Linked DNA regions of Homo sapiens: region 1 is linked to region 2. Evidence: chromatin loops called from intact Hi-C (ENCODE). Cell type or tissue: GM12878. All regions are shown on one strand. Each heading gives the region's core, and the rest is flanking DNA. Links, peaks and the distances in the headings are about the cores only. Region 1 has its middle 130 kb from the start of TECRL. Region 2 has its middle 1.1 Mb from the start of TECRL.

Region 1 (16,363 bases), core at 9,336-11,835, 1.2 Mb after region 2:
AGGCATCATCTGACCTCAAACTATACTACATGTCCGCAGAAACCAAAGCAGCATGGTACAGGCACACACACAAAAAAAAGTCATATAGACCCATGGAACAGGTTGGAGTACAGAGAAATAAAGCCACATCCTACAGCTATCTAACGTTGGCAAAGTCAACAAAAATAAGCACTGGGGAAAGGAATATGAAGGAATATAAAAACCCTAAAAGAAAGCCTAAGAAATAACATTTTGGGCATAGTTTTGGTAAAGCTTTTATGAAAAAGATTCCAACAGCAATTACAACAAAAACAGAAATTGACAAGTGAGACCTAATTAAACTAAAGAGAATCTGCACAGCAAAAAAAAAAAAAAAAAACTATCAACAGAATAAACAGACAACCTACTGAATGGAAGAAAATATTTGCAAACTATGCAATTGACCAAGGTCTAAAATTCAGAATCCATAAGGAACATAAACAAATTAACAAGCTAAAAAAAAACCAACAACCCCATTAAAAATTGTGCAAAGGACACAAACACTTTTCAAAAGAAGACATACATGTGACCAACAAGCATATGAAAAATGCTCAACATCATTAACCATTAGAGAAATGACAATCAAAAACAAAATGAGCTATCATCTCACATCAGTCAGATGACTATTACTAAAATGCCCCAAAATAACAGAGGCTGGCAAGTTTGTGGAGAAAAGGGAGCACTTATGTACTGCTAGTGGAAATGTAAATTAGTTCAGCCACTATGGAAAGCAGATTGGAAATTTCTCAAAAAACTTAAAACAGAACTACCATTTAACCCAACAATCCCGTCACTGGTATTCCCAAAGGAATATGTCTTTTTACTATAAAGACACATGAATGCATATTTTCCCTGCAACACTCCACAATAGCAAAGACATGGAACCAACCTAGATGCCTATCAACAGTGGACTGGATGAAGAAAATGTAGTACATATACACATTAGAATACTATGTAGCCATAGAGAAGAATAAAGTCATATTTTTTGCAGCAACATGGATGAAGCTGGAGGCCATTATCTTAAGTGAATTAATGCATAAACGGAAAAACAAACAATGCACATTCTCACTTATGAGGTAAACAACCGGTACACACAGACACAAAGAAGGTAATAGTAGACACCAAGGCATACTTGAGGTTAGAGGGTAGGAGAAGGGCAGGATCAAAAAACAACCTATCAGGTACTATGTTCATTTCCTGTGTGAAGAAACAATCTGTACACCAAAACTTGGTGACATGCAATTTATCTATTTTCTTCTTCTGCATCTACTTGTTACCAAAAAGGAGTCCTAATCCAGATTCCAAGAGAGGGTTCCTGTATCTCATACAAGAAAGAATTTGGGACTAATCCATAGAGTAAAGTGAAAGCAAGTTTATTAAGAAAGTAAAGAAATAAAGAACGACTACTCCATAGGCAGAGAAGCAGCGTGGGCTGCTAAGCTGCTTATACTTATTGTTACTTTTAATTATATGCTAAATAAATGGTGGATTATTCATGAGTTTTCTGGGAAATTGGTGGGCAATTTCTGGAACTGAGGTTTACTCCCCATTTTAGATCATATATGGCAATTTCTTGATATTGCCATGGAATGTGTAAACTCATGATATTGGTGGGAGTGTATTTTAGCATGCTAATGCATTATAATTAGCGTATAATGACCAGTGAGGACAAACAGAGGTCACTTTCATCACAATCTTGGTTTCGGTGGGTTTTGGCTGGCTTTTTTCCTGCAAACTGTTTTATCAGCAAGGTCCTTATGACCTGTATCTTGTGCCTGCCTCCTATCTCGTCCTATGACTTAGAATGCCTAATCTCCTGGGAATGCAGACTAGTAGGTCTCAGCCTTATTTTACCCCTCCCCAATTCAAGATAGAGTCACTCTGGTTTAAACGCCTCTGACATACTCTTCTATATAACACTTTTTATGACAATTAGAACTTTTGATCATCTCCCCACCTGTTAACTACAACCCATCTGTTGCTACTTCTAACTCTATAGTATATATTCAAAGTCAACCTCACATTCTATCTGGTTAAAAAAGTCTACTGAGAACATGTCATCTTTAAGAATTTTGCTGGATTTTTAACTACTTTTGTTCTTATTACATATTCTATATGTTTGTTATGTTTTTCCACCTTCCTTTTTCAATGAATCCTCAAAAGCAAACTTTATCAATTAATTAACTTTTTGTTGACTAATCCTTATGCAGGTAACTTCTCCCAAAAGAAATTGTAAACCTTAGAGTCCGGAGACATGAATTTTTAACTATCATTAAGCTCATATAATGAACGATATAGCTAGATGCAGAGTGGTTACATTAGTAAGACAATTCGAGTCTCTACCACAATTGCAATAGCTCACCCAGAGGTTTGTTTGAAGAAACGTGACTCTGACTATTGTGTCTGTAAGAAGACAAAATATAGAAATTCAATATTCTGCCAAATGATTAGCAGCAACTTTAATTATTACAATTGTGGGAAGAATGACCTTGACATTGATTTTATAGTAAAAATTTAAGAGATAATAAAAAGTTGATTTCTTGTGAGAAAGTGATTAAGATAAATTTATACTCATAAATTTATGTATATTCCACATGAAGATTTACTTGTTTTAATAGGAAATTTATTATTTTAAAACTGCTCTGAAGGTAGAAGGCAAAACCTACAATAAATGGAACATTTTCATTATTAACCTGAAGTGACCTCAGGATTTGTATACGATTTACAGTGTGAAATATGTGTGTAAATGCTTCCAAAATCAGTGGTAAGAACTTTTACCATCAGCATACTTCTAAGGCACTTTTCCTTAAGTTGCCACTAATATATAGAAATGAAGCTTAATTTTCAGCTTTTACTAGATAGAAGCAAAAATTTGAATAACAGCCTGCAGGCCAGTGCCTGCCTTTTGTATCCTCTTATCATTTTCTTTTACATCTCTTCCTTACAATAGCATCATTAATGCATTTCTTCACTTTTTCTGTTGCTATGGAGGAAATCAATAATAAATGATTGACAATAAAATGTCTGACCAACTGTAATATCCTTTCAGGGGCATTTATATTTAAAAGAAAGCTTAGTGTTAGAAGAGCAATAATTTCCAGACTTTAATGATCTGATTAAATTGAATTAAAAAAATTAAATTTAGGTTTTATGCCACATTTCAAATTTTCCTGGCAGATGTACTTTGCAGATGTGTGAAGGTGTTTTGGGTCTGTATATGAATTATATCCTTGAGATATTTCCAAAAATGTACAATTAGTGTAATGTTATGTAGTAAACATTTACAAAACTAAGATTTTATTTCAGAAGTATTTAAAAATTTTATAAAAAATATTTTAATATTTTGAAAATATGTCCTTGTGTAATATAAATTAAGATATCTAACACTGCTCAAATGTGGTAATGAAAGAAACACCAAATAGAATTATTATCATTTTATGTCGAATGCTGGAAACAAGTGATGACATTTTCACTTTGTCCAATTAAACAGATAGGGCAATTTGCTAGATGTCATTTAATGTTTTCCTAAAAAATTATGCTATAAAATGATATGAAAGGTCAAAATCAGTCTGTGGTTAATATGTTCTTTTCTTCTGTGTAGTAATAAGATACAGTAAACATTACTTGTTTTCAAAAAAGTTTATTTAGAACAAAAAACAACTACTCAATAAAAGACAAAGAAAAATATTTGTATAGTCCCTCAGAGTAGTTTAAGATCATCTAAAGTGAAATTATATTTTAGGTAAATGGCAGTTTTAACAAAGTTACTAATTTCTAAATGTCATATTCCTTGATCAGTAGAATATAATGTTACCCAGACTAATTGAATCCTTACCATGTGCATTAAAAATTTTTTTCTAGTTAATTATACAACTATCTTTTCTTAAAAGTAGATAGTGTTTTTATAAACTGTAATAAATTTAGCCAAATAGAATTAAATATTATGCTGATCTTTAATAAAATAAAAATTGAGATAAATATTTTATATTATTTGTAAAACAAAAATGTAACTGAGACAGGTCTCAATCAATTTAGAGGTTTATTTTGCCCATGACACAGCCTCAGCAAGTCCTGAGAACATGTGTCCAAGGTGATTTTATATACGTTTCATACATTGTACAAGGGATTATAAAATTGATACATTTTAGGGAGAAAGAAGTTACAGGTCAAGATATAAATCAATACATGGAAGGTATACATTGGTTTGGTCCTGAAAGGCAGTAGTACATCTTGAAGTGGGGGTTGGGGGGCTTCCAGGTCATAGGTGGTCTCAAAGATTTCCTGAATGGCAATTGTTTGGAAGAGCTCTGCTCTACCCAATGAGTTGAAATCAGCTTGTGTTCAGGTAAGGGGGAATTGTGGAAGCCAAGATTCCTGTTATGTAGGTGAAGCTCCCAGGGAGCAGGCATCAGAGAGAATAAATAAGTAGGTCTCTTATAAGACCTTAAGAATGCCAGACTCTCTGAAAAGTACTTACTAATAAGGAGATTCACTAAAGAATGTAAATTTTTACCACAAACGCAGCTTTGCAGGGCCATTTCAAAATATGTTGAAGAAATATAGTTTAAGGTAAAATACTTTGATCTCCTTCAGGGACTACTATCTGTCATGTGATATCTGGCAGAGTTAGGTTGGAGTTTAATATCTTATTTCTGCAGAGTCTGCATTTTCAGTCAAGATTCGTTTTGATGTTAATTCTGATGAGTTGTGTCTAAATTCTAAAGGAAGGAAGGTATAATGAGGCAAATCTGACCTCCCATCCCACTTCCCCTGAAAGGGAAAAAGCCTGAACTACTTTTTCAGGTTTTTTGGGGATCCTCAAGGCTGAGAGAGGAGTCTATTCAGTTGGTTGGGGTGCTTAGGATTTTATTTTTGGTTTACATGTTCCTCCAACTAATCAATGTAAATAAAAGTATATACAGATACAGAATATATTTTCAATGTAGAACAGTTCAGAATTTAATAATAATGTGAAATGAGAGCCATGAATGATTCTGAGATTTTTGGCCAAGCAATTAAAAAACAGAGTTACCATGACTAGCATGAATATAACCATGGGAGGAGGTTGTAATGGGAATAGGGGTGGGAAGAGAGATTCAGATTCAGCTTTGGATTTTGCATTATCGAGGAGGCAGTTTGAAATAGCAACCTGCTGTTCAGGAGAGAGGTCCTAAAGAGGTAGGCACTTAGAAGTTATGGAACTAGCTGAGATCACACAACGGAAGATTTATGTTTAAAAAAAAATACGAAGGTAAAGGTCTAAGAATTGGAATATTTTAACATTAAGTAGTTCTGTTTATGAAAATAAACCTGCAGGGAAAATTTAAAAATAAGTGACCAGTGAGGTAGGACAAAAGCAGTAGAGTGTGACCTTGGAAGTGAAGACAATGTTTTAAAGATACAATAGTGAAGTATGATAAATGCTTTCACAAGTAAGAAGATTCAGATTTGATTACTGAGTTTAGCAAATGTGGGTCATCAGTGATGATGACAAAGCTGTTTTCTAGGGTGCAAAAGCCTGACTCAAAGAGGTTCCAAGAAATGGGAGAAAAGCAATTTGAAACAATGAACATCCACAACGTTTTCGTGAGATTTACCCTAAAGAACGAAGTTCTTAACTTTAAACAGCAATTTATAGGAAAGTCTCGTACTTATTCTAATTTCAAAGTAATGATGATTATAAAAGATATTTTGCCATATTACGGTTGTGTAACATGATAAAATATTTGGTGGAAAAATCAGGATTAGACCTAATACTGTTTGTGATAGATGTTGGAATGCATAATTGAAATAAATGTGAAGTTTCAGTTAGTGAAAAAAAAGGTCAAGTTTTTTTTTCATTATTTCTTTATCCATGTATATTAAACTCTAAAATTCTGTCTATGGTTCTCTTGTATGAACTCTATATTCAGAATCCCTACTAGAAAGGGAAATTGAGTGACAGCTGGAGGATGAAACCAGAGCAAGGTTTTTGTTTTGTTTCTTTTTTTTTTTTTCCTGGAAGAGGACATTAGCAGCTTGGATGGAAAATAACAAATTTAGAGAAATATCAAATTTGGAACAAAAACTAATCATTTGAGAGCCAAAGGTGGGAATTATTAGAACATATTCATGAGTATATTAGGCATTCAAGTGGAGGAGTCAGCCTCAGCAGGTGCATGGGCAGTAGTAGGAAAAATGGCAAGAATATTGGACAAAGATGCAGGCTCATGGTAGCTTGTAGAATTTCTCTCCTGATTTAGTCAATTGTCTCAGTGAAATAGAAAACAACATGAATAGGGAAGAGTGCAGAGTGGAGACTGGAAAGAAGGTGTTAGAGATTTGAAAACAGAAGAAAATTAAAAAATATTCTTTAAAGACAGTAGAAAATTGGAAGAACTAAATATAGTGTGTCAGTATTAATGAATTTACATTGGGAAAAATCTGCAGGTTTTTTTTCTGTGTTTTTCTTTAGCTAAGTTTAGCTGCTCAGAAGTCAATGCATAGTAGTTGAAGAGTTGACCTTAACCAAAGTTGTCTATTTTTAATCATCATTCAGTTATTCATACAATAAATATTCATTAAACACCTATCATATGCTGGTAATTCTAAATACTAGGAATACTGTTGTAAACAAGATGATAAAGTCTCTGTTCTTGCAGAGATCATAAATGGTTGGGGAACAAGAGAAGTAAACATTTTAAAGTGTAATGATCAGAACACTATGCAAAATAGGTATTTACCTATTTTAGGAATGTAAATCTCACCAAGAGGTTAGGGAAGATATTCCTAAGGTAATTAAGCTCTGAGACTAAAAGACTACATAGTCATGTTTAGTAAAAGGTAGGGAAAGAGAGTGTCATTAAACAGATGGAGGAAATAAAAATACTTTTGTCTATTTATTTATTTTCACTTTCCTCTGTAAGGTGCCATACTGGGTCTTTTCAGCTGCCAAAGTATGACATTTGATTTGTTTTGAAAATGTATATAGAAATATGAAAAACCTCCATCCAGTATTTATGTTTATGCAATCACTAATATGCACAACTTTTTGCATATACTGTTCAATTGTATAAAAAATAGTTTTGCTCTCTATATATTCACCTCCCTTCCCACACACATCCGCAAATCCTCTTAGCTAATGCTCTGGGGATGAGTAGGGCAAAGTTTCTACTTATGTGAAGTCTATAGTATAATCATGATCTAGCCCCTAGAGAAATATTTACTAGTTTCTATCTTCTCTGTATAGCTCTTATTACAATTTAATGTATGCCATGTTTACTAATTTATTACTAATTTTTTAATTTATATATTGTCTGCCTCCTCCCAACTACAATATAAAGAACTGAACCAAGGTGTCTCTGTTTCTGATTGTATCTCCAGTGCCTGGAACTCTCCTTCAGTTAATAAATATCTCCTTTTTAATAAATATCTATTGAATGAATGGATGAAATTACTCATATTTGATATTTGTGAATATAGAGTCAGCTATAGGTAAAATTATCATTCACTTCCTATTTAAGATGCAAAATTTCTTTTGTAGAAGAGTCCATAAGAAAAATAGGGAGATTACACTCAGTATCTGCTGTTATGTCTGTTTAAATTGAAAAATTGTTGTATAAGAAGTGGCTCTCTTCAGAGCTTCCTTGCAAGTTTGTGAGTTCAACTTCCTTGTGAGTTTGTGAGTGTAAGTTTCCTTGTGAGTTTGTGAGTTCATGAATTTGGTTGCCTACTGTGTACCTATAAATATGTAGACAGTACTTTCTTCCAGGGATCTAAACCCACTCATTCTTAGATGGTATGACTGATGATCTATAATTTGTGCAAATAATTAAGTGGAATTTCACAGAATCAGGGCCATTAGCTTGTACACATCAGGCTGTTGCTAATATTATCTTTGTTTCCATGATTATACTTGATATTATTCAGTATAATTTTGTTACTAAGTTTTCTCTTGGATTTCCTCTGCAAAACTTTTTTCTCAAAATGATACACTACTTACGTTCTGACTACTAAAAATTTGTGTGCTTTTCTTTTTCTTTTTTTTTTTCTTTTTGCTAGATATGAGGATCTCACTGTGTTGCCCAGGCTAGTTTCGAACTCTGGAATCAAGCAATTCCGCCACTTCAGCCTCCACAGTGCTGGGGTTACAGGCATAAGCCACCATGACCAGTTTGGTTGCTTTTTTTTTTCTTAACTCTAAGATAAAATGTTCTTTCTTGCTGTAGTTTACGTTGTTTTCCTATTGTCTTTATAAGTGACTATCCCATGCCTTCCTTTTAATACTCTCAGATACGTAACAGTAATTAGTTGTTGGTTTTTTACTTGTGCATATATGCCTTGAGAGAGAAAGCAATATATCAGGGCTTAAAGTGAATTGATAAGCCAAAGTCCTATTCCTTGTCATTCTTTCTAGCTAAGAATGCTTCATAGCAAACATTGTTTAAGCTGCTTTAAAAATCTAAATATGACATCTGTAGCATGTCTGAATCTTGTAGCCACTTGAATACTTCTAAAATTCTAAATTCTAGAGAAATGAATCATCATTTAATCATCCAATAAGAAGTACAGTGAATTGGTATGAAACCAATAGATCAAAAAATAATGGATACTTGGGGGAAAAATTATATAGCACTTACTTGCTGCAGAATATGGTGTCCATAGCCGGGTACATCATTATCATCATTATCATCATCATCATCATCTTAGCAAAGGAGCTATGACACATTTGTCTATATGCCCGGGGCTTTGTGACATTCTAATCTGTATTGTGAGACACAGATTTAGATTTTCATTCTTTTACAAACATCTCTGCTGTCAGAATCCTGACCAAGCAGCAAATAATTAAAAGAGTGACATCAGAACTGAAATGTAGTTGTTTCTCGACCAAAATTATTTATTTGGTAAGTGTAATAACACTTTAATGGATTGTATTTGAAGCTAAAATTTAAGTTTTATCTGTATCAATTATCTGTGCATTTTGAACTAAATGCACTATTTACAAAACTAATTTTTCCTGAATACGCTGAAAACTACACTAGCTTTCCAAGGTTCTGGGCTTTCTCTCAGGAAGTAATTTATTCACATATAATAAATTAGTTCATAAAATGCTCAAGTTTTGATAGAATATACCTATATATGTTTTTTAAAAGAATATACCTGTATATGTCATTTCTACCTCTAATGGTTTTCTATTTTAAAACAAAAATTTTGCGAACACAAACAGTAAATACATATATCTAAATAAATTTGAGGAAAATAACTAATGTGTAGAGAAACCAGAACATTTAAAAATAAAAAAGACTAGAGAAGAAAGTAATTTTACTTTCCCTAACTTCCTTTCTTTCATATTTATTTTTGAAATAAAATATTTTTGAATCTAAGTAAAATTTAAAGAAAGGAAGTTAGGGAAAGTAAAATTAATCAAGTCAGAAATGAAGGAATCTAGAAGAGGTAATATATTAAAGATGACTGTCAAAGCACTTTTAGAATTTTAAAGAAATGTTCCTCGCTCCAGAACTATTTGACCCTCCAGCTACACAGGTTTCTTCACACTTATGCCACGTGCCATCGAACTGCTTTAAAGTAATGGTAAACCTAAGTGGAAAATTACTTTTTAGGCCAATATTGGTCTAAAGCCCATTCAAATTCTTGTCTTACTGTCCTGGCATATGCTCCTACTTCTGCTCTTCCTTTTTTTTTTTGAGATGGAGTCTTGCTCTCTTGTCAGGCTAGGGGGCAGTGGTGCGATCTCGGCTCACTGTAACCTCCGACTCCCGGTTTTAAGCGATTCCCCTGCCTCAGCCTCCTGAGTAGTTGAGACTACAGGTGCCCACCACCATGCCCAGCTAATTTTTTTTGTGTGTTTTAGTAGTGACAGAGTTTCACCATATTGGCCAGAATGGTCTGGATCTCCTGACCTCATGATCTTCCCGCCTTGGCCTCCCAAAGTGCTGGGATTACAGGCGTGAGCCACCGCGCCTGGCCCTGCTCTTCCTTTTATCTCTTTAAATAGTATTTCTTTTTCAACTGCAAAACAAAGATCTTGCAGCATTTCCTGGAATACTTCAAACTTGTTTTGGCTATCCATCGTTCTCTTCTCCAACCGGGCAGAAAAAAATTGCAGTTATTGAAATGTCACTTCAGACATTCCAGTCCTTTCACAAAGCCGGAAAAGTGATTAAAGGCAAATGGTAAATAAACCCTTAAAGCTTCTAAGCCGTTATGGATCCGTCTCCACAGCTTCCAATGACTTCTGTTTGAAAGAAGCTTCAGAATAATTCCAAATCAATAATGGGCAGGGCTGCAATGAAATGATATCTTGGATTGTATTGTTTGGCTTTTCTTGCTATTTTGGAGACCCTGAAAATGAAGGACAACTAAACGTGTTCTTAGCTCCTTGTGAAAAAATGGAGTTTCATTGTTTGTTATTAAAGTGATGATATTTTTCAGGCCCGGGTCATCAGATGCAGAAAATATGTGAAATTTTCCACAATACTTTAGCCATAATAAAAGAGAAAGGACAGATTATTAGATTTTTGTTTGTAGTCAATGCATTTGTAAATCAATTTGCCACGTTTTTAGTTTGAATACTCTTCTCACTCCAGTTAATGGCTTTCCTGATGTCATTAGAAAACTACACCTTTTTATTATAATTATTATTACCAACTAACCACCTAAATTTCTATTGGAAAACATTAACTAGAACACATGTGGATAGCAGCTTGCTTGTCTGTGAATATCCTAAAGTGCTGGGGTAAGGCTGCCACCTAGTGGAATAACAGCAACACTGGTGAAATAAAAGATCATCTGGTTAACGACAATAGCTATACCACGGTTTTCACATATCCTCAAGTGCTACAATTTATGAAAAAATAATAATAATTAAAAAGTAGTATTACTTATTTACCCTGAAATATTAGGGAACTTGTTTTCTTTGAGGTGTATGTGTGTGTTTGTAAGCAAAACAAGCAGGAATGTGAAAATTACGATTATTCAAGACCATGAAAATTAAACTTGTCAAGTAATAAGTAATTTTTTAACTAACAAACAAATAAGAAAATAATATCTCTATTTTTGCTCTTGGTGTTTTCCTATTTTTCTCAAGGAGTAATATTGTTTTAAGACCCTTATATACAGTTAAGTCCAATACAGAAAAACATTGAAGAACCTCTGCCTTCCCATCTAAATCATTACATTTCCTCATCCACCTCTCAAAAGCAATTTTGTTAAAGAATAAAGGTGTTTCTTTCAGAGTCTCAAAATAAGTATGCAAGGGTGATGCCAGCTCCTTGGGTGTAAGAAATGGTTCATTCATCCTTATTTCCAGCATATATAGAACTTGGAAATTAAAAGATGTTTCAGCAAATTATTGGTACACGTTTATGTATACATGGTTTGAAATCTTTAAGAGGCTTTGTAAAATATGTGCATTGTAAAATATCATAGTACCTGCACATTTTAAGTATACAGGAATTTTATTAAGTTAGCTATATCTGTGTGATACATATAGAGAGGACAGACAAAAGACAGTATATTTCAACCCTTTAAAAACATTAAATTTCTGGATGTTTTAATTGTACAATTTTATAAACATTACATAATTATAATATGTTATACATGATGCCATAATGATCAAAGAGCACAATGATTGTAGTGTGTAGTAAATCTTATAACGGTCTGTGGAATTTTATTTGTTTTGTTAAAATTATACCTAAAAACTGAAATAAATCACGTTTTAAGAAATTTGGGGGGTCAACTGCTTAGAAATGTCTAAGGTTATCTAGTTTTGAAGATTATTTGTGAATATTGACTCTTCTAGTCCTTTGTATTATAATATAGTTATTTTAATTAAATGATAATTTTAAAGTGGGAAAAATATTAGGCTGCTACATCTCTATGCTACCACCACATTCAATCTTTTGTAGACTCCCCAGCTTGAGAATGCCATCTCTCATTTTAGAGATTTCTACTTTGTATATGATCAAGGCCAAAATTCTTGACAAACCATGTAAGGGCTTTCATCACTTGGCTCCTACCTGCTTTAGTATCTTAAACTCCAACATTCTCCAAACCTACACACAACACAAGTCAGCTCACAGAGAGCTCTGTTTTCCAGTCAAATTGTGGAACATCTCCTACTGTATTTTGTCCTGTTGCTTCCTCTCGGACTGACAGTGCTGCCTCCTTTGTTGAGCAAAAGCCAAACTTATTGAAGAACAAAAGTAAGGGATGCTATTGTCAAATGAAAAGGAAAGTAGATTCTAACCCCGATTCCTTAGAGTTACATGGACTTTTATAAGTAATGTATCGTCATTGCATTTCAATTTCCTCAAGGTTTTAATTGTTGACTCAGGAACAATATGCTTGTGTAAAGGGGTTGGAAGAAAATAAATGCTCATTAAATGCTACACACATTGGTCTCTTACCAAAATTTGTTTTCCGAGTAACTTTCTGTGTAAAACTCTCTCTGAGCTGGTGAAACATTTTAGCAAAATGGGCCACAAATCTTTTGAGATACTTTTATTATTTACTTAAATATTTGTATATGTCTTCTTTGAAAAATATAACATTCTTAGGAGGGAGAGCCTTGAGAGTTTAATTTACTACCATATTCCTAATGGTTAGCATATATTCGATGCTTACAAAGATGAACTGCCCTCTCCTCCACTGCTTCATAATGGTCACGGTGTCTCTTCTCTAGGTGTAAGAAGCACCTAGAAACATATTTTGGAGCATTAAAATTGGGAATAAATTGTATTTTTAACAAAATGAATTGTAATTATATAAGAACATGTTAATAGTGGATTACAATCACAAAAAGGATTGAAAGCTTTGCTTTGCCTCTCATAAAGCTTAAAAGACGCAAATTGCAAAATTAGCCCGCAGGAACTTTGAAAACATCTCAATATACCATATTTCTGCTCTGCAGAGCTTCCAGTTTTTAATGTCTAGTAACAAATAACCTGTTATTTATACAGAACAATCATCTCACAATCTGTTCACTTGTTTTCATATAGTTACTATTTTAAGTCAGGCACTTTCCACTTCCCAAATCTTGTACCAAACTCTTACGTTTCCATAATTTTAAATCAGATATTCACGTCTAATTTCTGCCTCTCCATTGCGAATAAATGTGAACCTGGGAAAGTCAATCCTTAAAATGAATCCCAAGTGGCTGAGACTAAAGTCAAATACAACCAAATGGCTGTTTGCTGACTAGAGGTTACACACATACTCTGAATTCCCAGAAAACCCACTACTTCTGTTTAACTTTGGGACTTTCAGAACTCACATGACCAACTAATCAGAGTGCATCTTCCTTGACCAATCATGGCTTTCCAAGTTTGGATGCTTCATTTGAATAAATGAACCTGATTGGGAACCTGGGCTGGAACTTTCTCTTTAAAAATCAAGCCCTGCTTTTTTTCTCTGGAAAGCACCTTCCTTTTACACCAAAGGTTTTCTTCCTGGTTTGCAAACTGTTCACAGGAATAAAGTCTTCCCTCCAAATTCTTTTTCATGGAACTTTTGTTCACACCATTAATAACCCCAGATAATATATCTAACAGAATATTTATCCTTGTTCCAGTGTGCTTTTAGTGTGTTTGTTTTCTTTCAGGCTGAAGATCTTTATTCTGACTCAGAGTCAAGTACTCTATGCAACAGGTCTTGCCATTCCAGGAGCTGGCATGAAAACAACAAACAATTTGTTATTATTAATAATTCTCTAGCTTAATGAAGAAACTAAACTGGAGAAACAGCTCATTAGTGTGGTTTAAGCTTGAGTTGTGGCATAAAAACAGAATTTGAACTCCAGATTCGCAAATTACTAGCTTTCTGCATTTGGTCAAATTACTTAACTTCTGTAAGCCTCATTTTCCTCATTAATAAAATGTAAATACAAATACACTGTATATTTTGATGTTATTGTTAGAATTAAATGAGAAACAACTATGTGGATTGTGTATAGTACAAAGTCTGAAGTGTAGTGTGTGGTATAATTGACTACAATATAGTGTACTACTGTTATTTACATGGTAATGAATGTTTTGATAGTGTTATTGTTTAAATATCCCTAAGTCTAAGCTTATTGAAATTTTATATTGAAAAATATGTTAAAATATGCTTTAAAAATTTTGATGACTATATCCACTATTTCACTTGTTTAACATTAGTAATAATAGCAATTTTTAGAAACTACTAACCAACTTTATCAACAGAAGCATATTATATTACTCTACCTTCGTAACCCACACATGAGATAAGCAGAGCACGTATTAATATGCTTTTAAAATAAAAGAGAAAAAAAGTGTTCAAAAAGCTGCATATGTTATACAAAATTACAAGTAAAGAATAGAACCAAATTTTTCTGTTGTCTAGTAACCCAAGTTATTTGGTTTTAATACTATGTATTTTTCTATTTAAAATAAAATTGAACATTTATTTATCTAATACTTGTTTATATAATTTCAATATATTAACTTATTTATTATCACAAAATGTAACTTAACCAATTAAGTATTTGTATTCTCTCCAGTTTAAGGGATGAGGCTCTTTAGAAATCGAGGAAAATTACCCTAGGTCATTGACCCATTATGAAGAAAATACAAGATCTGAGCCACATAGTCCAACGATAGAACTAAACTTTTCAGTATTATGGTATACTGCTTATTATAAATCCATGGAAAGTTTATTTCCCATATTGGCATTATTTGAAATTAAAAATTAAATCATGGGACTAAAATCAAAACATTGAATCACTGCCAATCTACAACTGAAACAAAGCAGTGATAATTTTCTAAAAATGCTCTCTTAAATTGCATGTGCAAACTATGAGTTTATGATTATGGCCCCATTTGAGAATTGCCAATTTACAGAGCTGTGGTATATACTTAAATAAAAATCTATACTTAAAAGCAGTTAAATATTATCTGCATTTACACAGTGGCAATTACTAACTACAATAGTGTACAGTAATTCAAATGCAAATATAGGGTTATCTCAAAGTAACAAAACTAGTAAACTATGGCTTCAGTCACACATTGAATTAGAAAACAAAGAGTACAGTGAATACTCTGGAGGCATCATGCATGTGCTGTTGTCTAAAAAATAAAAAATATGGAAATGCTGTTTAATGAACTGAGGCCATTCTTTAAATCAAAAGAGTTATCATTTGGAGTTTGAATTATGCAAGTCAAAAAAGTATTCTCTCAATACATATCTGACAGAAATGAATATGCTTTATCTAATAGTCAGCAGCTCCAACTCTTATTATCCAGGGGAACTAACAGAAAGCACAAAAAAGGCAGACAGTTGCTAAATGCATATAAAAATACAGCTCTTACTCAAATTAACTAATTTTACATTTTGAGAGTTTTAAGAGCTATCTAAGAACTTTTACTTAATGCTCACAACTACCCACTAGATTATTATTATCCCTGTTTTCTAGAAAAGAAATTCTGACTTATGGAACAATAAAATTGTTAAAATGAATAAATGCAAATATAGGGATAGACATCTAGTATATAATACATGTAAGATCGAAACTGGTATCATGGCCGGGCACTTTTCAACCCAAAAGCAGATCTAAAATTCCCCAGCAAAGACATCCAAAAGATGATCAAAAGCAAATAAAGTAAAAGCAGAAGTGAAAGCAGGATAAATGGTACTTTTGCCTAAAATTTTCCTTGAATACAAATTCAATAAGAGATTAAAATATTGTTTTAAATTTATTTATAGGTTTTTTTATTCCCGCTTGCTTATTGTGTTTTATCTAGTCATTCAGAATATTCTAAACTCAAATAACAGAATCAGAATTCCCAGGGTAACAAAATGGGGAGAAATATAAGTTTTAATGAGAATATACTCACATATTTATATATTTTATAGGGATTATATATATTTTATGAGAATATATATGTACATATGTATGTAACAGTAAGAATAAGAAAGAAAACTTTCTTTATGTAGTTTCCTATTATGAACACTTCCCTTGGGAGAAAAAAAAACTGACATACGAGTTATTTAGAAATACATTTTTAAACATTTGTTATTTTCTGGATACCTAATACTTAGTAGCATAACTAGGAAATCATGGCTCTATCTGTATGTTCTGCAACCATTCATTTTGAATTTTAAATTAAATTCAGTCAAAATTAATAAAGAGAAAAGTAAACAATGCATTCCAAATGTAGATAAAATAGAGCATGCATGTTGTAATTAGCACGTGTCTGCATGAAGTCTGAGATGCTGATCTGATTAAGGGAAAAGATACTCATATGAAAGGAGATAGAGACTCCCCATCTTGATACAAGAGAATCACTACACTACTTCAAATAAGGCATGATTCTTAATTTTCAAACAG
Region 2 (16,363 bases), core at 6,214-8,713:
GCCCCAGCTAACCACCATTCTACTTTCTGTTTGTACTATCATCTTATAGTTGTCTATTTTCTTTTAGTTTTGTCAAGTTTTACTTTCTATATTTTGAAGCGATGTTACTGACTCTACTAGTTTAGAATTGTTTAGAATTTAGAATCTTCTCGATGGATAGGCCAGGTTATTATTAAGAGATATTTGTCTATCTTTAATGATGCTTCTTGTCTTAAAGTATACTTTTTATACTATTAGTATTAAAAAACACATATTTTGTTAGTATATCCATGGTATACATTACATTCATTATTTTACTTTTCACCTTACTCCATTCATACCTTTAAAGTCTATCTCCTATTGAAAAGCGGCACACAGTTTTTATTTTTTGTTCTAGTTTGTCAACATTAGTCTTTGTATTGGAGTCTTTAAAATAGTTTCATTTAATGTAATTAGTCAAGGTTTTGGAATTATATATACTGTGTAATTGTTTTTGATTTAGCAATGTAATATGTTCTTTCTTCCCTGCTTTCTGGCTTCCTTAGGGGTTAACCAAATGCATACATCTTCTATCATACATTTGATTATAAAATCATTAATGTAAACCTCCAATAGATATTAAACTTCCAGCTTTTACTTTTATGTCTACAAAACTTATTTCTTGTGCTAGGTTTTTCCGTTGCTAGGGTATTGGAATATTTTAGTAATATTTACCTCTATGTAAAGTGTTGTTATTTTAAGGAAATATTTTAATTTCGCATATGTATTTAAACCACTGAATAAATATTGTTTTGTACATTCCACATTTATATATATGTACCCAAATATTATTTTTTCTATTGTTCTTCATACTTTCCTGAATTTCTGTGTTCCCATTTGAGAATATTTTTCTCTCTGAAAAGAATTCTTTTTAATATTTATTTTTGAGAAAATAAATATGTTGCTGGAATACATCTTTCTTGACCATCGTTTTTGAAGAAATGTTTAGGATTCATAGTTGTCTTTATTCTCTTTCAAAATTATACATATTTCATTTTATTGTCTTCTGTTTTCCATCAATTTTTGTTCAGAAATCAGTCACTCATAATAATATTATTTTAAAAGCAAATAATTTATAATTTGGCTGTTTTTAAGATTTTCTCTAGGTCTTTCTAAATCAATATAGGTTGATTACCTCTAATCAAAAATCCATTGTCTCTAATCAAAAATCCATTGTCTCAGCCCAAAATCTCCTTAAGCTGATAAGCAACTTCAGCAAAGTCTCAGGATACAAAATCAATGTACAAAAATCACAAGCATTCTTATACACCAATAAGAGACAAACAGAGAGCCAAATCATGAGTGAACTCCCATTCACAATTGCTTCAAAGAGAATAAAATATCTAGGAATCCAACTTACAAGGGATGTGAAGGACCTCTTCAAGGAGAACTACAAACCACTGCTCAATGAAATAAAAGAGGATACAAACAAATGGAAGAACATGCCATGCTCATGCGTAGGAAGAATCAATATCATGAAAATGGCCATACTGCCCAAGGTAATTTATAGATTCAATGCCATCCCCATCAAGCTACCAATGCCTTTCTTCACAGAATTGGAAAAAACTACTTTAAAGTTCATATGGAACCAAAAAAGAGCCCGCATCGCCAAGTCAATCCTAAGCCAAAAGAACAAAGCTGGAGGCATCACGCTACCTGACTTCAAACTATACGACAAGGCTACAGTAACAAAACAGCATGGTACTAGTACCAAAACAGAGATATAGATCAATGGAACAGAACAGAACCCTCAGAAATAACGCCGCATATCTACAACTATCTGATCTTTGACAAACCTGAGAAAAACAAGCAATGGGGAAAGATTCCCTATTTAATAAATGGTGCCGGGAAAATTGGCTAGCCATATGTAGAAAGCTGAAACTGGATCCCTTCCTTACACCTTATACAAAAATTAATTCAAGATGGATTAAAGACTTAAACGTTACACCTAAAACCATAAATACCCTAGAAGAAAACCTAGGCATTACCATTCAGGACATAGGCATGGGCAAGGACTTCATGTCTAAAACACCAAAAGCAATGGCGACAAAAGCCAAAATTGACAAATGGGATCTAATTAAACTAAAGAGCTTCTGCACAGCAGAAGAAACTACCATCAGAGTGAACAGGCAACCCACAAAATGGGAGAAAATTTTCACAACCTACTCATCTGACAAAGGGCTAATATCCAGAATCTACAATGAACTCCAACAAATTTACAAGAAAAAAACAAACAACCCCATCAAAAAGTGGACAAAGGACATGAACAGACACTTCTCAAAAGAAGACATTTATGCAGCCGAAAAACACATGAAAAAATGCTCACCATCACTGGCTATCAGATAAATGCAAATCAAAACCACAATGAGATACTATCTCACACCAGTTAGAATGGCAATGATTAAAAAGTCAGGAAACAACAGGTGCTGGAGAGGATGTGGAGAAATAGGGACACTTTTACACTGTTGGTGGGACTGTAAACTAGTTCAACCATTGTGGAAGTCAGTGTGGCGATTCCTCAGGGATCTAGAACTAGAAATACCATACTGATCTGCAGTCTATGGGAAAGCAAAAATTATTGGGCCTAATACAAATGTTTAAATTGTGGATGTCAATTCTATATGAAGTGAAGGAAATTGGCATAGTCCATAAGCTTGCCAAGCTTGAGAAACAAGAATTACAGTCATGTATCAAGAAAGCAGACTTTAGTCAGTCTCCAGTTTTCCCATTGGTTCCTGTATCCAGAACGACAAATTAAAAGTATAACAAAATCGGGTAGAAATAAAAAACAATCACACAAAACAGGTATCATTGTGATAGCAAAGGTGTATTTCTGCCACATATATTCTGAGGCACTAAATTCCATTCACTTATTATTATTATTATTATTTTGCTTTGGGTCCCAGTATTGGAGCAGTAGAACACTATATTGAAACTCCTTCTTAAAATGAAGATTGTGAATAGTATAGTCTAATATTTTACTCGACTTACAGGTTAGTAAGACAACCCATAACTACTTCATGGCTGCTAGCAGAAGACACTAGACTATGGGATAGAGACAAATGAATTTATTATTAATGAAAAAAGCAATGGTCATGTCTTCATATTATTTGCATCAGTTTCCTTTATTCCAATTCAGTTCCCAGTGAGGTTACTCAAAGGGGCCTATGAAAGAAGGCTCTATAGGCAGTAGGGTTTATTACAGGAAAGGAACAATGTACCTGGGGAACACACTGCTTTTACCATGAGCAGAACCAAGCCTGCTTTCTGTCCAGGCAAGACATAAATTTATTCCTTAAGATTGCTTATTGCAAATGCAGCTCTGAAAAATATCCAAGATAATGAACAGCCAGGGCCTTGCATTTTTGGAAGAGTTCACAACTTGCATGGAATCTCGGCCCATTGTGGATTGCTTCTGGACCCTTAGCAGCTGTTGTTAGCCTTTCAGGTATAGCACCAACTCACACTAGGAAAAATCAAAGATAGCCTGAAAGAAGTGTGGATGATAAAGACTCAGTTTGAATAAACATCATTACCACTGAGAGGAACAAAAGTGATTGTACACTCAAGCTAATTCACTATATAAAAGGAGGTCACAGGTATAACATCATATTCAAAGAGATGTCATTTGAATATGTCACAAGTTAAAAATCAAATTTACTCTATTTTATAATCTATTCTTTATGTTTCTGTATGTAGAAATCCATATTTCTAAAACATCATAAATCTTCCTCATATGCTCTATATTACTTTGTTACAAAAGTACTTTGGGAAATTTTTCATAGTTGTTGTCTGGGAATTAACTTGCACATAGCAGATCAAAACCTAAAATGCAATTTAGAAACACTTCAAAATGAATAATAGCTTTTTCATGTTGGAACGTAATATAGAAACACATTCAACCCAAGGTATTTTTTGTTATACTATAATGCTATCAATTGACAAAGATAACCAGTTCATTATTTTCAAAGCAACATTAAAATATTATGCAAAATCTAACATTCCATCTCCAGTACCCAGTTGTCAGAATCAGCTTTTAAAGAACAGTTTTTAATTTGACCTGCATGGAATATGCAAGCCTCTCTGCACAAAAGTATAAAGTTCATCATAAGGTTTTCACACAAACAAGAAATGAGAAGCAGTGAGATTTTCTTTATTAACCTACTATATTTATATTTATTCCACATTGTGGCTCGTCATTTTACTTTATTCATGGTGCCCTTTGTGGCACACAGTTTGTAATTTTGATATTATCCAATTTACTTATCTTTTCTTTCGTTGTTTGTGCTTTTGCTATCCTATTTAAGAATTTGTTTTTTAATTCAGGGTCATGAAGATGTATCCCTATGTTTTCTTCTAAGAGATTTACAGTTTTAGATATTACATTAAGTTTGTGACCCATTTGGAGTTAATTTTCACATACAGTATAAGATCCCAATGTTCTGCATTTTTTTTTTTTTTTTTTTTTTTTGCTTGTAGAGATCTAGTTGCCACAGCAGCATTTGTTGTAAACACACTTCCTTTCCCATGGAACTGTCATTACACTCTTGTGTGAATAAAATCATTTGACCTAGATGTATCAATTTATTTTTGGACTCTCAATTTTCTACCATTGGGCTATATGTCTATCCTTGTGCCAGTAAAACACTTTCTTGATTAAGGTGGTTTTGTAAATAAGTTTCGAAATGTGGAAGTATCACTCTTCTTACCTTTTTCTTTTTTTCATGGGATTGTTATGGCTTTCTAGTTCCTCTGAAATGCTACACAAATTCTAAAATCAGATCTTTAATTTCTACAAAAATCCAGCTGGAATTCTGTTAGAAATAACATCTAATTTGTATATCAGTTTGGAAGTATAGTCATTTAATAATGCTAAGTTTTTTGACCCATGAATATTTTTATTTATTTAGATATTCTTAATTTTTTGAATGTTTTATACCTTTTATAATATTAACTTTAACACTTTTTGTTAAAATTATTCTTTAGTACAGCAGATCCTTGAATAACATTACTTTGTTTAGCATTACTTTGTTATAAGTTGAAGAGAAAACAAATTGATTTCTCGTAGAGGTGACTGTGTGGAATTTGCATGTTCTCCCCATGCCTGCATGAGGTTTCTGAAGTTTCTCCAGTTTCCTCCCACATCCCAAAGATGTGGCATTAGGCTTATTGACATGTCTAAATTGTCCCAGAGTGAGTGAGTGTAAGATATATATAAGAGTGCACTCTGTGATTAAATGGCATCCTGCCCAATGTTGGTAATCAGTTGGTGCACTGAACTGCTGGGTTAGGCTCTGGCCCTTAGTGACCCTGAACTGAAATAAGTGGGTTGAAAAATGCATGCATGAATGAATACAAATTATTGTAATATAGAAGTGTGTAAAGTTTGTGAAAATTATACAAATACATGACAGTAAGTGATGTGATACCTAAGTGCTCAGCAAGACTGCCATGTTTGTTATTGTTTGTTTTTGACCTCCATGGTGTTAAGAGGTACTCCTTACAATTTTCACTTTGCAAACACTTATTCCTTAATTTAACTCACACCACTACGACCACCATCACCCACTAAGTGACCAAAAATTGAGTAAATAATTACTTGTTTCTATTAATCTTTCTTAACTGTAGGTATGGCTCACATTTATTGTAATGTTTAATATTAGAAGTGTTTTTATTCATTATTTAGAATTTTGATGATGTTGCTGTGATCAGATATACACTGTATCATCTTACCTCTTGTTTACATTAATTTGCCTATGGTGAAATTGGTTTCATTTTATGTTTACTTAATGTCACAGTTGCTACTAACCTATTGACTACATTAATTGTAGATTTATTGCATTTATTTTTATGCTACTGTGAGTGGAATTGTCTTCTAAACTTTATTTTTTGGATTATTCATTGCAAGCATATAAAAATACCATTGATTTTTGTGTACTTATTCTGTGTCCTGCAAACTTTTGTATGCATTTAAAGTTCTATAGCTCTTGGCAGATTTCTTAGAATTGTCTATATAAAAGTTAAAGTCATCCAAGTATAGCAATAGTTTTTCTTTTCCCCCTTGTCTCCTTTTATTTTATTTTTTCTTGCTTAATTGCCCTGGATAAAATCTCAAGTACAATGTTAAGAGAGAAGTCATCAAAGTAGACATCCTTGTCTTGTTCTTGATCTTAGAAAGCATCTGGTTTACATCATTAAATAAAATATTAGCTGTTGGTTTTTCATAGATGCTCTTTATCAGATTGAGGAATTCTTTTATTGCTAGTTTGGGTCAGATTTTGTCAAATGCTTTTTCTCTGTCTACTGAGATAATTATGTAATTGTTTCTTATTATGTTGATGAGATATATTATATTAATTGATTTTCAGATGTTAGATAATCCTTGCATCCCTGGAATATATTATATTTGATCATGACATAATTATTGTTAGAAATTCTTTTACTTCTTTTGCTGGTATTTTGTTGAAGATTGTGTGTGTCTACTTGAAGTTCATTGAGCTTGCTGGATGTGTAGACTTATGTTTTAAGTAAATTTTAAAAGTTTGCAGTCATGTTTTTGAATAATTTTAATGCATCCTTTCTCTTTTCTCTCATGTTGGTACTCCCATTGCATGTATGTTGGTACAGTTAATGCTGTCCTACCTTTTTCTGAGGCTCTGCTTATTTTTCATTTTTTCTCTCAGTACATCAGCCTGCATAATCTCTATTGATCTTTGTTCAAGTTCACTAATTTTTTCCTAACAGTCCAAACTAACTGACTTAGTTTGAACTCAGTTATTATTCACTAAGTTCCTCTCAGTGAATATTTTTAAATTTCAGTTATTGTATCTTTCAACCCTAAGGTTTCCATTTAATTTTTTTAATATCTCTTTTGTATTGATATTTTATATTTAATGTTACCTTATCATCATATCTTCATTTATTTCTTTAATCATACTTATCTTTAGTTATGTAAACATATTTATATGGTTACTTTGAAATCTAACATCTGGTTACTCCAACAAGTAGTTTCTGTTAAATGCTCTTATTTCATTGTGTGATCTTGCTTTCCTGTTTATTTGCATGTCTTGTAATTTCTTGTTGGAAATTTGGTACAGGTTGAGTATTCCTAATCCAAAAATTCAAAATTCAAAATGCCCCAAAATTGGAACTTTTTCACTCCTACCATACCACTAGTGGAAAATAACACACCTGACCTTATGTGACAGGCCAGAGTAAAAACATAGTAAAAACCTTTTTTGTGTGGACAAAATTATTCAAAATTTTGTATACAATTATCTTCAGGCTATGTGTATAAGACATATATAAAACATAAGTGAATTTTATGTTTAGACTTGGGTCCCATCCCCAAGATATCTCATTATGTATACTCAAATATTCCAAAATCCAAAACATTTTCCATCTTAAGTGTTTCAGATAAGAGATATTCAAACTGTATTATAGATACTCTGGTTAAAGTTTTCCACCCTTCCCTGACCCCCTCATGCTTCTTATTGTTATTTGTTTATTATCTGACTGGCTGAATTATTTTAGTGAAGTTTATTCCTTGCTCTACTCTAGCCTTCACCCCACCCTCAGTGTTAAGCCTCTGATGTTTCTCCTCAGGGAGACATAGTTTTGTGGTGTCCATTGCCATTCTGTGATTACAGTGGTAGAGTTCTCTTTCTATCTTTCCTAACCACCATGCAGTTGTCAAGTTCCATCAGTTGCCAAGGGATTGCTTTACTGTTGTTAACAATGTCTGGGACATAAATTCCCCTACAAACTAATTCAATAAAATTTTAGCTTCTTTGAAGGATATTTTCTGAGGTTAGTCTTTTATATATTCTGAAATTAGCAGAGCTCTTTCCAGTTCTTATTCCTGGGTTCTTTCCTGTAAACTAGCTGGCTTAAATTATAGGCTGTATCTATTTTAGACCCGTGGATCTCTTCCCAAATGCCTATTACAGCAGCCTTCATAGTTGTTGAGAGAGATTTTAGGTTAAAATTTTCCTAAGCTCTTTTGCAAATGAAGTCAGTTTTTTTTTTTTCATAAATGTTTAAGGGTTATCTATTTTGTGGCCTTTTTCTTCTCCTGCCCCAGGCAAAATCTGATCTAGGGCTCTTGAGCTGGTGGCAGGGTATGTTTCTTCTGAGTAACCCTTCAACTCTAGGACCTGAGTAGAGGGCAGGGGCAGCCCCTTAGGCAACTTTTGGCTTACTTCTCATGGAATAAAACCACCATCTCATAAGCTGGGCAAGGCCTATTTTAGTCCCAATATTCTCAGTGTGCCACATCTGAGGTAGAGCCTTCACTACAAGAATGAAGACGGCAGAAAAAGGAAACCTCCACATTTCCATCCCCTTGCCTCTGACAGCTTCAGCAACAGGAAGCTTAGAGTAGGATGACAAATGGCTCAGGTTCTGCTCCTCAGGGGAAGAAAGCACTGTGGCTGGGAGCTGGGGTAAGAGGGAGCCCTGTGTTTCTGGCTGCAAGCAGTCTAGGATGGCATCTCTATCTTACTAAGCCAGGATTTGGAGGAGGGAGAAGTCTTGGTTAGAATACTGCCAACTCTCATCTTTCTTACTGAATTTTTTTTTATTTTTTGAAATGGAGTTTTGCTGTATTTCCGAAGCTGGAGTGAAGTGGCACGATCTCGGCTCATTGCCACCTCCACCCCCTGGATTCAAGCAATTCTCCTGCCTCAACCTCCCCAGTAGCTGGGATTACAGACACACACCACCACGCCTGGCTAATTTTTGCATTTTTAGTAGAGACGGGGTTTCACCATCTTGGCCCGGCTGGTCTTGAACTCCTGACCTCCGGTAATCCACCCGCCTCAACCTCCCAAAGTGCTGGGATTACAAGTGTGAGCCACCGTGCTTGGTCTACTGAATGTTTTATAGACTGGCTTGATACCTGTTTCTTCATTTGCTTTTAACCCTTACGACCATTTCCAAAGGCTTTGAGTGTTTTAATGATTTTTTAACAATAATTTTTACTAATTTCACTGGAGAATTTAGCTCTTTATGTTGTCATGACAGAATAGCAGGTTGAGTTCTTATCACATTTTATTACTCTGGCTTCCTCTTCTGCTTCCCTCTTTCATTTCTAAGGACCCTCATCATTACATTGGGCCCACTTAGACAGGTCAAGATAATCTATATTTTAAAGTCTGACAATTAAACAATTATAATTCCTCTTTCACATGTAACATAATATATGTATAGATTCCAGAAATTAGAACATAAATTTCTTTGGGAAACCATTATTCTATCTACCAAATACAGCCAATCGGGATAACACATTTACTTATGCGGAATGAAAAGCATAGGAATGGGCATGAATCTCAAGTTGATCTTAATTCCTGAAATCCAGAAGTTTTCTATCAGATCAATGGAAAATTCTCATTTTTTAAATTACAAGCTTTAAGACCATAAAGTAAGCAATTGTAGGTGGCCATTTTTAACATTAAAAAATGGGGCTGGGTGCGGTGGCTCACGCCTGTAATCTCAACACTTTAGGAGGCCGAGGCGGTCCAATCACAAGGTCAGGAGATCGAGACCATCCTGGCTAACACGAAGAAACCCCGTCTCTACTAAAAATATAAAAAAATTAGCCTGGCGTGGTGGTGGCACCTGTAGTCCCAGTTACTTGGGAGGCTGAGGCAGAGAATGGTGTGAACCCGGGAGGCAGAGCTTGCAGTGAGCCGAGATCGCGCCACTGCACTCCAGCCTGGGCGACAGAGAGAGACTCTGTCTCAAAAAAAAAAAAAAAAAAAAATGAAGTATTTCTGAAAATAAGGACAATGGTAAGAAACGCCTAGCTAAGAAGTAATAAAAAGTGATAGGGTCTGGACAGTATTGTTTGAGTGCCTACTTCCAATCATCTGTGAAGTCACATTTATTCCTCAACTTTTCTTATAGGTTAGATATAAGCTGAAGTATTATACACACATTCTCACACAGAAACATATATGTGTCTATGCCTATGGATTGAACTAGTTTGAATTGTGAGGGCTTTTTAAAAAAGCATGAAATACAAAGAAACCTAAGTAAATGAGCCAATTGTATTTTAATGACTTACAATTATATTGCTGGTCCTTTCTTAAAGGGAGAGGTATACACTTGAAGATATATTCTTCATTTGAATTAACTTTTTCATATGCTCTTTCCAACGTCATAATCTCTGAATTAATAGATTATCAAAGTATTCTGGCTTACTTATATGAAAAATCTATAATCATCCTTTCACATGTTTAATGTCAGTAATTTATTTGTGGTTGTTTTGTAAATTTTCCCAAATAGGCTAAGATTTAAATATACAAAATGAGGGGAGGATTAAGCAATGAATAAGAGACAGCAGATGTAGATACGACAGGTTTTAAACATATATTTATGAGTTTATACTATAATGTGTTGATGAGTCAGGACTCATTACCCCAATATATGGCACCTTGGTATTTAAGGAAACAGAAGAAACAGGAAGGTTTCTCTCATTTCTTCTCCCCTTTTATGTCTTTTAATGTCTTCCCTAAAGCGGGACCTGAAAAATATCCTCTGACATTCCTGTGAGGTCATAAGACCTTCATTGAAGAAATACCCTTTCTATACTCAGAAAAAAGGAATGTCCCTGTCTCTAAAAATACAGGAACACAGGAATAATTTGAGCAAAGAGGCCTTGATAAGTTCCCCCTCCCCAGTTTACTACCATCAGATCATACACGTTTTGTGCAGTCATATATCTGCATGACTGTCTACTTCTTCGTCCGCTTCTTTCGGTGTAGGCTGAAAAATACAAGGTTTTCCTCTTTCCTTGGATCTTCATTTCTGAAGGCTCTTGTGCCATGTGAAATTTATATTAAATAAATTTGTATGCTTTCCTTTGTGAATCTGTCTTTTATTATAGGTGCCTCCGCCATGAACCTTGAGTGAGCTGAGGAAAATATATGACATTTTTGCCCCTACAATGTGTAGGAGAGGCAGGATGCTGGATTGTGGAAAAAAACTGCCTGTATTAAATTCTCAGCTGTGCATGTTAGCTGTAGGACTTTTGATATATTACTTAACTGAAACTAAAATATAAAATTATATTTTTTAAGCATGACAGAACAAGTAATGGCATCAGAAACATGCAGATGATAATATACTCATGACTCATAGTTATTATGAAAATATATATTATCTCCAAAGAATAGTATATGCCTGGAATGTGGAAAGAGCTCATAAGGACTGTAAGACCATAAGAGTATGTCCTTAAATTTTGTGCCTCAGGTAGCTCACTTGCATCACACTAGTCTTGATTCTGGTGCTTAATCAAAGAAACTGAAATTAAAGACTAAATAAATAAGAATTAACTAACTCGAGAGCACTTTCTTAGAAAACAAGATAACACTACATAGGATACAGATAATTTATGTTTTGACTGAAAAAGCTCTAGTTTTAACTCTGGGGAAGTTTTGATAGGAGTATATGAATTTGAATCTTGCCTAAGGTAAAGGCATTAGCATCCAATAAATGATATACAAAGTTTGGAATTTTCCTGGAAAACACCAGAGTGAGTTTGTTTACTGATGGTTTCAATTGGCATAACCAGTAAGAATGGCTTACTTACAAAACCCAGAAAGACGTAAAAATACCTACTGTGTACTTTTGCCTCAAGTTCTCAGTAAGCCAAGATTTCAGGTGAATCTTGACAAACACACTGTTTGGAGTTAAAGATTACCATAAAGGAGGAATAAAGGAATGCCCTTGAATTTAAACTATGTATGTAGTGATAGGACACATATGACCAACCTGCAATTGATACTGCCTGTACATCTGTAAGTATAATCATTACTGGGATACATGTATTATAGAAGAAAATTATTTAATTTTGTTGATATTTTTGACAGATATATGCCAATTGAAATTCTCAGATTTTTTTGATGACACAACTTGCCATTATATTGAATAAAACAATATATGACCTGAACACTGAATCAAAAATTTAGGCTACAGGAATAAATCTAAGAAATTAAAGAAAACAAACAAAGCAAATTATTTCCTATTTATAACATATAGTTTTCCACAACACAATTATTTTTATTTTCTACCACTAATTCAATAATAATAATAATAATAATTATTATTATTATTATTATTATTATTTTGAGACAGAGTCTCACTCTGTTGCCCAGGCTGGAAGTGCAGTGGTGTGATCTTGGCTCACCGCAGCCTCTGTTTCATGGGTTCAAGCACTTTTCCTGCCTCAGCCTCCTGAGTAGCTGGGCTTACAGGCATGTGCCACCACACCCAGCTAATTTTTTTGTATTTTTAGTAGAGACGAGGTTTCTCCATGTTGGCCAGGCTGGTTTCGAACTCCTGCCGCCTCGGCCTCCCAAAGTGCTGGGATTACAGGCGTGAGTCACTGCGCCTGGCCTCAATTATAATATTTTTAAAATTTCAGTATGGTATGTTATATTATCAAAACAGATAACAAAAACAATTTAATATAAAACTGGCCATATTATAAATAACTGTAATATAACTTACTTTGTTTATATTTTTATTCCTTAAGGAAAAAGTAATTTACCATTAAACTTCATTCAGTGATTTTGCTATTTTACACTGAGACATATATTCTTTCTTTAATTTGGATAGGACAGATGATTTCTTTCACATATCTGAAGTTGATTTCACAAACAACTTTGGATGTAAAGCAGCTGGTATTCAAATTTTAAAAATCTAAACTCTGCATTAAAATATTCATTTAAGATTTATAGATTGTGAAAATCACCCATTCCATAGAGTAAAAAATGATAACTAACACAAAACTACTTTAAAATAAGTCATTTGATGGCAAATGCAATTTGCAGAGGAAGCAAGAGAGTTCTCAGGGCACAGTGGGAAGTCAGAGCTGTTCATTAATTTACAAAAAGTCATAGATTACTTAAAATTCTATGCTCAGTATAAAGCACTTTAGAATCACAGGGGTATTTCACTTGTTAGTTACTATACCCAGCTTGTTTGATAAAGCAGTTAAGGGATTCTATCATTTACATAAGGCATTTTAAAAAATCTGCTTTAGAGACCTGAAATTAAAATATAAAATTATATTTTTTAAGCATGACAGGACAACATTTTATTTTAACTCAGACTTTCATTACAGGATTTTTAAATACAAATTTGTATTATTAAATGATTCCACATGTTTCTCTGTTTGGAATTAGGATAGCTAAGTAGTGCTCCTCTTATCCTTTATTGATAGCTCTGTCATTTAATACTGCTTTTCTCTTTGTATTCGATTAAAATTATCCTATTATTGCTTAGGGCTTCTTCAGTAGTTAGCCACTGTGCTGTTCATCATTCATATTACAAATTCAGACAGAAGTACATAAATTGGAAGCCTTGCTGTTAATCACGTGTATTTATCTTTGTATGAATTTGGGATGAGCAGCATACATTTGTAGGTTGAATGACTAGAATTTCATACAGCGACATAACATAGCATTCAATAAACTGCTTTATGTCAGTGACCTTATGATTAAAACAACAACAACAACAACAACAAACACTAAACTAAATACATAATTATCTATGTGTGGTGTTAAGTCACTAAATAAAAATCGAATGGAAACCCTTTTCTGTGAAAATTATAATCCAAAAATAAAGAAGAAATCATTAAATCAATACTTGACCAAAGTTATTCCATTAATAAATGAATAAACATTTATTTAAAATCCCTTAGCCAAACAAAGGCCATACTTCATGATTATTGCTTCTTTACCTTCATTGATAAATCATAATCTCTCTTGAGACCTCCGCATCCTGGATTACTTAGTTTTTTTCTAATAAACTCTGTTCTCTTTCACTTTTTTGTTTTGTTTTGTTTTGTTTTGTTTAGTACGTGGGTCCTTTCTCTGTATGGAATGTTTTCCATCATTTCTCTCCTTTTGAAACATACCCCTATGCTTTCCCACTTGCATCTTCTTGACTTTTACTTATAAATAACTTCACATGAAACTTCTCTTTAGGTAACCAGATGACTGGCTAAATGGTTTTACTAATGTGCCGCCAGGTGCTCTGCGTATATATCATTGTAACACTTACCATTAACATTGCACCTGCAGCTATCGAATCCTTTCCCATGATTGCTGAGAGCAGAGAATATACTCTTTCAATATTGTATCCTCAAGGACTAACAACATACCCAGATAGAGTATTTAGCTGTCTGATAAATATTTCTAGAAAAATATTCATAGTTAAATGAATGAATAATGAAGGAAAAGTTTGAGTTTGAAATTAACTCTTTGATTTAAAGATGTATTACTGGGGCCTAATGTCTCATTATCTTACAGTATTATTATTTTATATCAAATTTATTTCAATTAAACATAGAAAATCTATAAAGTAGAGGACAGTAAATCCTCTGAAATATTTAGGCCGTATATTTTAGATTTCTACTTTTCTTTCCGTACAAGAAATAAAAATTCAGTATGTCTGTAATTCTATATCATACCCACTATATTTCTGCTGATGTATTTGTGATGGAAACTCTTCAGTTGAAATTAATTAATAAACTGTATCAAATATGTTGATTCAACATCAAGTAATTACTTTTATAAGACAGGTAGAATTATTAAGTATCTGACCTCAGACGATACTGTGAAAGACAACACATTCAGGTAGAAATAATTAATTAACACATGGCTTCTATAAAATTTGTCAGCCAATATTTGATACATAAAAAAGCTGTGACTAGCAAAATGGCTCCAGTAAGTTTTAGCTTTAGAAATATATATATTTGCAAATATATTTTCATCTTTTACAGTAGTGCCACAAGAAATTTTCAGTGCAGAGGATTTAATAACAAAGTAAAAAAATATATAATTTCTGTACAAATATTTAAATAGACATTTTTCTTATAGAGTTGATTATACTCCCTTAAGCAACCCACATTATTCATTAATTTTAATGAAACTCTGACTATATCATTTCATTAAATGCAGTGACTACACTTCTTTGCATTCTACATAATCTGTCTTGTCTTTAGGCTAAAAGTCCCATTTAATTTGATTTCCATTTCAAGTCACATAATTCCATTTTCCTTGTTTTCCAAAACATTGTCTCCTCCATCTTCTGCCTTAACTAGATAAGACCTCATCAGGGGTACAGAATCCAAAGGTCAAGAAAAAAAAGCATGGGAATTAAATCTTTTGATATCATTTATCAATTCACATTACCTAGGAATATTTTTCTTTTCTACTAGATGTGTTGATGCCTAGGATGAGATTTTTCATTTGATGTGTATTCATTTACATATAATCCTAGACCTTATAAAAGTTGTTAATAATCTCAAAGGAAAAATGCTGAGAAATTTTAAATAATAAATGTAATGTCATTTAAGAACAGTTTTTCACAGTCTAACTGTACTCTTATTGGCTAATTTTCTGGCATAAAAAATTTGTCCTTTACTCAAATTTTATAAAAATTATTCAAGTAATCCAAAAGTTAATTCAATAATTGATCTTTTTAATAAAAACTGGATTATTAAAAAGCAATCACTGAAAATAAATTATTCATATTTAGGGCTTTTGTAACATTGCTTACTTTTAAATATTTTCTTTGGATTTTTTTAATCTAACTGATTTTAGTCAATTAAAAAGAATATCCAGATTAATTCACATTTTCTTGTTTCTGGTGATTTATTTTGTATATCATACACATCAAATTTAATATAAAATGAGGGCTATCTTCTCTAGTCCATCATATATATCCATATAATTTTCAAAACTTTTAGTTTTGGGGGGTAGGTGTGAAGATTTGTTATATAGGCAAACTTGTGTCTCAGGCATTTGTTGTACAGATTATTTTGTCACTCAAGTATCAAGTCCAGTACCCAATAGTTATTTTTTCTGCTCCTCTCCCTCCTCCCACCTTCCACCATCAAGTAGATCCCGATGTCTGTTGTTCCCTTCTTTGTGTTCATGAAAGAACACACTTTCATGTGTTTCGGCTCCCACTTACAAGTGAAAACATGTGGTATTTGGCTTTCTGTTCTTACGTTAGTTTGCTACGGATAATAGCCTACAGCTCCATACATGTTTCTGCAAAAGACATGATCTCATTCTTTCTTATGGGTGCATAGTATTCCATGGTATATATATACCATATATTTTTAATCCAATCTGTCATTGGTGGGCATTTAGGTTGATCTGGTGTGTTTGTTATTCTTAATATTACTGCAATGAACATTCATATGTGTATGTTTTTATGATAGAATGATTTATATTTCTCTGGGTATATATCCAGTAATGGGATTTCTGGGTTGAATGGTGGTCCTGCTTTAAGCTTTTTGAAAAATTGCCATTTTGCTTTCCCCAGT

Evidence for each region. Hi-C counts contacts between places; a loop is a spot of excess contacts. Peaks named below come from ENCODE experiments on the same cell type or tissue, not always from the same donor. Only the 100,000 strongest peaks of a DNase experiment are listed, where the experiment ranks them.
Region 1: it touches region 2 in a loop (3-fold over the local background); 5 of 110 quality-filtered maps call a loop at or near these places.

The regions. Positions count from the first base shown.
Region 1 is chr4:64,528,681-64,545,043 of GRCh38, forward strand. No RefSeq gene overlaps it. Among named protein-coding and RNA genes, the nearest start is that of TECRL, 130 kb to the left of the region's middle. In GM12878, for the core only: a CTCF peak has its summit at 10,765 (motif pointing left); a DNase peak (open chromatin) is centred at 10,731.
Region 2 is chr4:63,297,742-63,314,104 of GRCh38, forward strand. No RefSeq gene overlaps it. Among named protein-coding and RNA genes, the nearest start is that of TECRL, 1.1 Mb to the right of the region's middle. In GM12878, for the core only: no CTCF peak of the experiment used is centred there; no DNase peak of the experiment used is centred there.